Linked DNA regions of Homo sapiens: region 1 is linked to region 2. A link is an interaction called in ENCODE POLR2A ChIA-PET data of the cell type or tissue named here. Cell type or tissue: OCI-LY7. All regions are shown on one strand.

Region 1 (5,000 bases), 100 kb after region 2:
AAGGAAGTGACCATCCTGATATATTCTGTAATGGCTGAATCGGAGTGACTACTTAGAAGGGAATTACAGGGCTAGGCATGGTGGCTCACACCTGTAATCTCAGCACTTTGGGAGGCTGAGGAGAGAGGATACTTTGCGGCCAAGAGTTTGAGACAAGTCTAGGCAACATGGCAAAACCCCGTCTCTGCTAAAAATACAAAAATCAGCCGGGCGTGGTGGCGCATACCTGTAATCCCAGCTACTTGGGAGGCTGAGGCAGGAGAATTGCTTGAACCCGGGAGGCAGAGGTTGCAGTGAGCTGAGATGGTGCCCAGTCTGGGCGATAAAGCGAAATTCCATCTCAAAAAAAAAAAAAAAAAAGCAAAAGAAAACAATTTGATATTTCAGAACAGCATCTCACTTTGCACATGTGAACTGGGCACCATAATCATTTCAGCGCTTGGGTCCGCTGTGGGCTAGAATCCATTGCTGGGATTGGTGAAGATGGGATCTGAGATGGGAAAATCGGTAATGGGCTTGGTTTCAGCCATGTGAACTCCAGGTACCCTGAAGAGCCATCCAGAACACAGCCGGAAATTCTGAGGGAGGAAGTGGGAGCTGGAGGTGGGGCTTGGTGGTCACAGTACAGAAACTTGAGCTTCAGGAACCATATAGAGCTTATGAAGAGACCCCAAATAAAGAACAGTGCTCATCTCGGGGAAATGGATTTATGGTTTTTGCGTTTTGTCTCATTTTGAGACAAGATCTTGCACTGTCGCCCAGGCTGGAGTGAGTGCAGTGGGGGATCACAGCTCACTGCAACCTCGACCTCCTGGACTCAAGATCCTCAGCCTCCAGAGTAGCTGGGACTACAGGCACACACCACCATGTCCTGCTAAGTATTTTCTTTTTTGTAGAGACGGTGACGGGGATGGGGTCTCACTGTGTTGCCCAGGCTGGCCTCAAGCCCCTGGCCTCAAGGTTTCCTCCCTCCTCAGCCTGTCAAAGTGCTGGGATTACAGGCATAAGCCACCGCACCAGGCCTGGAATTACAATTTTTTTTCTTTTCTTTTTTTTCACCCCTCCTTTTTCACTGGAATTACAATTGATGTGATTTTCTTCTTTATATTTTTCTATATTTTATGATTATGTTTTTATAATGACTACATTATTAGTTTGTTTTTGAGATAGGGTCTCACTCTGTTGCCCAGGCTGGAGTGCAGTTGCACAATCTCAACTCACTGCAACGTCCACCTCCCAGGCTCAAGTGATCCTCCCACCTCAGCCTCCCAAATAGCTGGGACCACAGGCACACAACACCATGCCCAGCTCTTTTTTTGTGTTTTTGGCAGAGACAGGGTCTCACCATGTTGCCCAGGATGGTCTCAAATTCCTGAGCTCAAATGATCCACCCACCTAAGCCTCCCAAACTGCCAGGATTACAAGCGTGAGCCACCACTCCTGGCTCTTTTTCTTTCTTTCTTTTTTAAAATACATTTTAAAAACTATTTTAGGCCGGGCAGGGGTGGATCATGCCTGTAATCCCAGCACTTTGGGAGGCCGAGGCGGGCAAATCACGAGGTCAGGAGTTGGAGACCAGCCCGGCCAATATGGTGAAACCCTGTCTGGCTCTACTAAAAATATAAAAATTTAGCTGGGTGTGGTGGTGTGTGCCTGTAGTCCCAGCTACTCGGGAGACTGAGGCAGGAGAATCGCTTGAACCCAGAAGGCGGAGGTTGCAATGAGCCGAGATCGCGCCACTGCACTCCTGCCTGGGTGACAGAATGAGACTCCATCTAAAAAAAAAAAAATATATATATATATATATATATATATTTTAATAAAGACACGTCTCACTATATATTGCCTGGGCTATTCTCAAACTCCTGCCTCCTGGGCTCAAATGATCCTCTCACTCTGGCCTCCCAAAGTGCTGTAATTACAGTCATGAGCCACCGCACCTGGCCCTGGTTTTATTTCTCTTAATGGCTTCGCCTTCCTGTTTAGCCCACAGGCTCAGCCTCTGACCTCTCTCTTGAGCTCCACAGCCTCAGGGGCAACTAGATAACATCCATTCTAGCAGCCTAAAATCTTGAACTGTTTCCCCTTCCTGTCTTTCCACAGCACCTGCTTCAGGCCTTTATTATTTCTGCCCAAAATTGCTATGATACTGACTTGTTGCTTAAAAAAATGTTTTCAGTTGCATTCAAATTATGTATTATCATGGTAAAATGAAAACAGTTCCAAAAAGAAACATATATCAGTGTGCAGATGGATGGATTTTTAAAAAACATAAAAACATAGTTCCAAAGAAAATCAAATACTCCTACAAAAAGCAGCCCAGCCACACTCCTCTAACCACTTCCTGCTCCCCTTGGGCATCCATTTCCAACTCCTTAAACGTTTCCTCTAGTCTTTAGCTCTATATTTTTAATAATTCATATACTGCTATTTTCAGTTTCAGTTTTTTTTTCCTTTTTTTTTTTTTTTTTTTTTTGAGACAGGGTCTCACTGTGTCACCCAGGCTGGAGTGCAGTGGTGTGATCAAAGCTCACTGCAGCCTCGAAGTCCCTTTCTCAAGCAGTCCTCCCACCTCAGCCTCTAGAGTAGCTGGGACCACAGGCATGTGCCACCCAGTTGATTTTTGTATCTTTTTTTTTTTTTTTTTTTTGAGACCAAGTCTCGCTCTGTTGCCCAGACTGGAGTGCAGTGGTGCAATCTTGGCTCACTGCAACCTCCACCTCCCGGGCTCAAGCGATTCTCCTGCCTCAGCATCCCAAGTAGCTGGGATTACAGGCTCCTGCCGCCACCCCTGGCTAATTTTTGTATTTTTAGTAGAGACAGTATTGCACCATGTTGGCCAGGCTGGTCTCGAACTCTTGACCTCAAGTGATCCACCTGCCTCGGCCTCCCAAAGTGCTGGGATTACAGGCATGAGCCACCGCACCCAGCCTAATTTTTGTATCTTTTGTAGAGACAGGGTCTTGCTCGCTGTGTTGCCCAGGCTGGTCCTGAACTCCTGAGCTCAAACAATCCACCCACCTCGGCCTTCCAAAGTGCTGGGATTACAGGCGTGAGCCACCGCGCCTGGCCTAGTTTTTCAGTTATAAATATTAGCTATTGACTTTCTTCAGTGGAAGATGAGAACTTAGCCCCACAAACACCACGCACATATGCAAACATATTCCCAAAAGAATTATATTGCAATTGGCTAAATCAGCATGCAGCGTATAACTTATGATTATGCATTATTCAGATGATTCATGTGGTAAACTCATTACATTTCCTTTCTTTTGTTGTCTCTGGATGACTTCAGTCTGTTTTTACTTCGTTTTCTCTGGACCTATCTCTGCTCTGTCCCCAGACTGACAGAACTGTAACTCTTCTCTCAATATATGCAAACACATCCGGCAGGCACTGTCCTTCCCATCTGTCTCCCTGCCTCCCCTCTCTTTCCTCTCCATGGTATCCAGCACACCGTGGCACTCTAATGTTTACAGCTTCCAATGGATGGCTCCTTAAAGCAAACAGAATTAAACCAAACTGTGGCCTAACCTTCAAGGCCCTCCACAATCCATCCACCATCTTGGTACTTCTGCCCTCAAACTCCTTATGCTATCAAAACCTAGGTTTATCTAGGTTTTTTTTTTTTTTTTTTTTTTTTTTTTGCGACGGAGTCTCACTGTATTACCCAGGCTGGAGTGCGGTGGCGCAATATTGCCTCACTGCAACCTTGCAACCTCTGCCGCCCAGGTTCAACCGATTCTCCTGCCTCAGCCTCCCAAGTAGCTGGGATTACAGGTGCCTGCCACCACACCAAGCTACTTTTGTTTTTTAGTAGAGACGGGGTTTCACCATCTTGGCCAGGCTGGTCTTGAACTCCTGACCTCGTGATCCACCCACCTCAGCCTCCCAAAGTGCTGGGATTACAGGTGTGAGCCACTGCACCCAGCTGGTTTTTTTCTTTCTTTTTTTTGAGATGGAGTTTCGCTCTTGTTGCCCAGGCTGGAGTGCCATGGCGCGACCTCTGCTCACCACGACCTCCGCCTCCTGGGTTCAAGCAATTCTCCTGCCTCAGCCTCCAGAGTAGCTGGGATTACAGGCATGTGCCACTATGCTCAGCTAATTTTGTATTTTTAGTAGACATGGGGTTCCTCCATGTTGGTTAGGCTGGTCTCGAACTCCCAACCTCAGGTGATCCGCCTGCCTCGGCCTCCCAAAATGCTGGGATTACAGGCGTGAGCCACCATGCCCGGCCAGTTTTTTTGTTTTGTTTTGTTTTTTGTTTTTCTTTTTTTTTGAGATGGAGTTTCCATATTGTTGCCGAGGCTGGAGCGCAATGGCCCAATCTCAGCTCACCGCAACCTCCGCCTCCCAGGTTCAAGCAATTCTCCTGCCTCAGCCTCCCAAGTAGCTGGGATTAATGGTGCCTGCCACCATGTCTGGCTAATTTTTTGTATTTTTTTTTTAGTAGAGACAGGGTTTCACGATGTTGGCCAGGATGGTCTCCAACTCCTGACCTCAGGCAGTATGCCCGCCTTGGCCTCCCAAAGTGCTGGGATTACAGTTGTGAGCCACTGCACTGGCCTATCTAGGTTTTAAAATACTACGCCAGCCAGGTATGGTGGCTGTTGCATGTAATCCCAGCACCTTGGGAGGCTGAAGCAGGAGGATTGCATGAGCCCAGAAGTTTGATACCAGCCTGGGCAATATAGTAACATCCTGTCTCTACAAATAATTTTTAAAATTTACCCAGGCATGGTGCCATGTACCTGTAGCCCCAGCTACTCAGGAGGCTGAGGTGGGAAGATCACTTGAGCCTGGGAGGTCAAGGCTGCAGTGAGCTGTGATTGCCCCCCTGCCCTCTAGCCTGGATGACAGAGTGGGACCCTGTCTCAAAATATAAAAAAATTAAAAAGATTCCCCCCTAAAAAGATCCAGGGCTCCTTGAAAAAGGGCTGGGGCTGGACAAGTTCGGGGCCGGGCACAGTGGCTCACGCGTGTAATCCCAGCACTTTGGG
Region 2 (5,000 bases):
TTAAAACCTGTGGCTCCGCCAGGCGTGGTGGCTCATGCCTGAAATCCCAGCACTTTGGGAGACAGAGGCCGGCGGATCACGAGGTCAGGAGTTCGAGACCAGCCTGACCAACATGGTGAAACTCCATCTCTACTAAAAATACAAAAATTAGCCGGGCATGGTGGCGCAATCCCAGCTACTCCGGAGTCTGAGGCAGGAGAATCACTTGAACCCAGGAGGCAGAGGTTGCAGTGAGCTAAGATCGTGCCATTGCAGTGAGCCGAGATCGCGCTATTGCACTCCAGCCTGGGCAACAGAGCGAGACTCCGTCTAAAAAACCAAAAACAAAACAAAATAAAACAAACAAGAAAAACCTTCTAAGGCTCCTCATTGCCCGAGGGAAGATCCTGGCTTTCCAGACCCGCAGCATGAAGTGGGCTACTTCCTGTTTCTCGCCAGTGCTTTTGCAGAGGCTGGTCCCTCTGTCAACAACACCCTTCCCTCTCTTCTACCTGGCTCCCACTGGGTTTTGAGATTCAGCTCCTGCATTGTTTTTGCTGACTCCAGCCCCCACAGCTTCTCTCTCTAATCATGGGCATCAGCTGACACCAGAGTGGTCACTGCTCTGTCTGTCACTCCAGCTGATCTTGAGCCACCCTAGGGCAGGAGCTGAATCTTTTTTTGTTTTTGAGAGAGATGGGGTCTTGCTCCATGCCCAGGCTGGAGTGCAGTGGCGCGATCATAGTTCACAGTAGCCTCAACCTCCTGGGCCCAAGCCATCCTACCGCCTCAGCCTCCCGAGTAGCTGGGACTCCAGGCATGTGCCACCATGCCCTGCTAATTTAAAAAATATATATAGAGAGATAGGGTCTCACTATGTTGCCCAGGCTAGTCTCAAACTCCTGGCCTCAAGTGATCCTCCCACCTTGGCCTCCCAAAGCACTGGGATTCAGGCATGAGCCACTATGCCCGGTCCCAAATTTGGCTCATCTTGTGTCCCCCGAACCCAGTCTAGTCTGTGCTGTGTGCTGCAGAGGCACAAAAGGGCCATTGCCTGGCATGGAGTAAGTGCTCACTTAATGTCCCCTATTAAAAAGTGACATAAAATCAGGCAGAGGTTATAGTGAGCCGAGATCGCGCTACTGCACTCCATCCTGGGTGACAGAGCAAGACTCTGTCTCAAAAAAAAAAACAGTGACATAAAATCATAACATTATATTCTATATAACAAATGCAAACTAATCTGTCATGACAAAATGTAGTGCAGTGATTGGCTGCCTGACTATAGATGCAAGGAAGGGAGGGAGGGCACAAGAAAACTTTTGGGGTGATAAATATACTCGCTGTCTTTTTTTTTTTTTTTTTGAGGCAGAGTCTCACTCCGTCGCCCAGACTGGAGTGTAGTGGTGCGACCTTGGCTCACTGCAACCTCCGCCTCCTGGCTTCAAGCAATTCTCCCGCCTCAGCCTCTGGAGTAGCTGGGACTACAGGCACGTGCCACCATGCCCAGTCATTGTCTTAAAAAAAAAAATCCTGGCATTATCACTTGCCCAAGTTGCTTCAATTCTCTCTAAATATCAATGTCCTCATCTAAAAATGAGAATAAAAAATAACCACCAGCCAGGTGCAGTGACTTATGTCCGTAATCCCAACACTTTGGGAGGCCGAGGTGGGTGGATCACTTGAGGTCAGGAGAGGCCAACATGGAGAGACCAGCCTGGCCAACATGGTGAAACTCCGTCTCTACTAAAAATACAAAAAATTTAGCTGGGCGTAGTGGCGCATTCCTGTAATCCCAGCTACTCAGGAAGCTGAGGCAGGAGAATCACTTGAACCTGGGAGACAGAGGTTGCAGTGAACTAAGATCACGCCACTGCACTCCAGCCTGGGTGACAAAGCGAGACTCTGTCTCAACAAAAATAAATAAATAATCACCTCATAAGGTATTGTCAGGATTAAATGACATACAAATTAATATTTAATAAATGGTAGTTATGATTAAGCTCCTTTCACACTATACTGTAGTATGTACTAGTTATTAATTTTTTTTTGGACAGGGTCTCTGTGCCCAGGCTGGAGTGCAGTGGTGATTGCAACCATAGTTCACTGCAGCCTCGACCTCCTGGGCCCAAGTGATCCTCCTGCCTCAGCCTCCCAAGTAGCTGGGACTACAGGTGTGTGCTACCATACTCGGTTAATTTTTTCCTTTTTTTGTAGACATGGGGTCTCACTTTGCTGCCCAGGCTGGAGTGCAGTGGCAAGATCACAGCTTACTGCAGCCTCGACCTCCCAGCTCAACCAATCCTCCTGCCTCAGACTCCCGAGTAGTTAGGGCCACAGTTGCACACCATTACACCTGCCTAGTTTTTAAATTTTTGGTAGAGATGGGGTCTCGCTATGTTGCCCAGTCTACTCTCAAACCCCCAGGCTCAAACGATCTTCCCACATCGGCCTCCCAAAGTGCTGGGATTACAGGCGTGAACCACCAAGACTGGCCAGTTATTAACATTTTAATGTGCTACTTTCCAGTAAGATATTTGCATTTTAACTGGAATATGTTCATTATGTGGACCAATCCTGATGAAGACTGCATACATATAATCCATAGGTCAAAAATCATCAAATTGGGACAGGTGCAATGGCTCACACCTGTAATCCCAGCACTCTGGGAGGCCGTGGAGGGTGGATCACCTGAAGTCAGGAGTTCGAGAACAGTCCGATCAACATGGTGAAACCCCGTCTCTATTAAAAATACAAAAACTAGCCAGGTGTGGTGGCGCACGCCTGTCATCCCAGCTACTCTGGAGGCTGAGGCAGGAGAATCGCTTGAACCCAGGAGGCGGAGGTTGCAGTGAGCCGAGATCATGCCACTGCACTCCAGCCTAGGCAACAGAGTGAGACTTGGTCTCGAAAAAAAAAAAAAAGAAAAAATGGAACAGACAGTCTAGTATAGCCCTTGATAGCTCATAAAGGGAAACTCAGTTAGAACCAGGGCTCAAGCTACAGAAGGGAAAATATTCCCTGAGCCACACCCGGGGTCTTTCCAGCCCCGCCCCTGTGCACAGCCTGTGTACCTGGGCACAGGTGCACACACAGGAGTAAACAGGCACCTGCATGGACCCTGTGTGTACACCTAACCTACACACACAGAGACACACACACACACACAGACGCACACACACACAGACACACACACAGACAGATGCGCACACACAGACACACACACAGACACAGACACATAGAGACACACACACAGAGACACACATACAGAGCCACACAGACACACACAGAGACACACACAGACACACACACAGAGACACACACAGAACCACACACACAAAGACACGCACACACACACAGAGACACACACATACACACAGAGACACACACACAGACACACAGATGCACACACAGACACAGACACACACAGATACACACACATACACACATAGAGACACACAAAGACATACACACACACACAGAGATACACACAGACACACACACAGACACACACACAGAACACCCCCACACACAGACACACACACACAGAGACACACATACAGAGACACACAGACACACACACACAGAGACAGACACACACACTCAGAGACACACATACACACACAGAGACACACACACACACACAGAGACACACACAGAGACACAGACACACACAGAGACACACACACAGAGACACACACAGAGACACACACACACAGACAGACACACAGCCCCCCACCCAACACACACACACTAACTGGCACCTGCCTCCGCAGGAACACACTGGTGCTCCTGCCCATCCTGCCCCAGGGAGCAGGTGTGTCGGGTGGACCTGCTGGGTACCCCGAGACCACAGACAGCCTCTCCTGTAGGGCAGCCCAGGCACCTGAAGGAGGCGCAGGATATTCCCCTTTCTGGTCCCTGCTTACTCACACCGCCACCTCTCTCCCCCAGAATCCAATCAATACCCCTTCCCCAGCCTTAGGCCCCACAAGAGTTCAGCCATTCCAGAAGGATCTCTGCTCCTCTTCTCATTCTGACATTCTTTAGACACAACAGATATTTATGGGGGCCCACTCCAGGGCAGGCTCCCAGACGCTGCAGAGCACAGCCAGGGCCCTGACCTCCCCAGGCTCATGGGGATGAAGGCACAGGTGCAGCATGGTGGCTGCAAGGCACAGAGGTGGGCACGAGGGTCCGCAGGGCGCTGAGTGGGGGTCATCCTGGAGGAGGCAGGAAAGGAAGGGGAGGGTGTACCCTCTAGGGGTTGACATGTGTTCGGGGAGGGGAGGGTTGGGGATGCAGGGACACAGGTCAGGAGGGCGTCCCTTCCCACATATGCAGGACAACTACTGGCCCCAGCCAGGGGTCCCAGGAGGGACGGCTTCTCCCCAGGGGGAGGAGGAGTTAGGGGGGCCCCTCGGCCCAGGGAGGGGTGCCGGAGATGGGCATTGATAGTGACCTCCCTCCTCCCGGCCCCTCCGGTCCTCCGGTCCTCCGCATAGTCTCCCTTTCAGTGAGCTCCAGGAGCATTGTTCCACCTTTGTAAAGAGGGAGATCGGGTGACAAAGCCGGGTGGGTGGGCAGGAGGCCAGAGGCCTCTTCTCTCCCAGGCCGCATCTGCGTGGGGGCGGAGCTCATCCACTCCCCTCCTCTGGCTTCCCAGGCGCGGCCGTTGCCATGGTGACAGGCCTGGCATCCCACGGCCCCTGGGGCGCCCTGCCCACCGAAGCTGCCAGAGGAAGGGCCCCCCGACGCTTCTCCACCCTGGCAAGATGGGGGCGGGGGCCCACAAAACCTGGCTCTTAGGCTAGCCCCAGCACTGGGAGGTTTCTAGCAGCCTGAACCTCCCAAGTCTGTGGGAGGGGAGCCCCACCTCCTGGCACCCTGACAGCTGGGGGCTCAGGAGTTGGGGCCACACATCACTATCATCTGTGCACCTAGGCCTCCTTGGGGCCAGATACAGAGAAATAATATGGTTGTTTTTTTGTGGGTTTTTTTGTGGAGAGAGGGGGTCTTGC

What was found. Peaks named below come from ENCODE experiments on the same cell type or tissue, not always from the same donor. Only the 100,000 strongest peaks of a DNase experiment are listed, where the experiment ranks them.
Region 1: POLR2A ChIA-PET joins it to region 2 with 5 read pairs; 5 of 35 experiments call an interaction of 5 or more read pairs at or near these places.

Annotation. Positions count from the first base shown.
Region 1 is chr7:73,525,080-73,530,079 of GRCh38, forward strand. No RefSeq gene overlaps it. Among named protein-coding and RNA genes, the nearest start is that of BAZ1B, 5.3 kb to the left of the region's middle. RefSeq lists an enhancer at 641-710. In OCI-LY7, a CTCF peak has its summit at 2,237; DNase peaks (open chromatin) are centred at 632 and 1,982; H3K4me3 peaks cover 2,166 bases; H3K27ac peaks cover 3,576 bases.
Region 2 is chr7:73,424,787-73,429,786 of GRCh38, forward strand. No RefSeq gene overlaps it. Among named protein-coding and RNA genes, the nearest start is that of FZD9, 6.5 kb to the right of the region's middle. RefSeq lists an enhancer at 3,776-4,497. In OCI-LY7, a CTCF peak has its summit at 3,897; no DNase peak of the experiment used is centred here.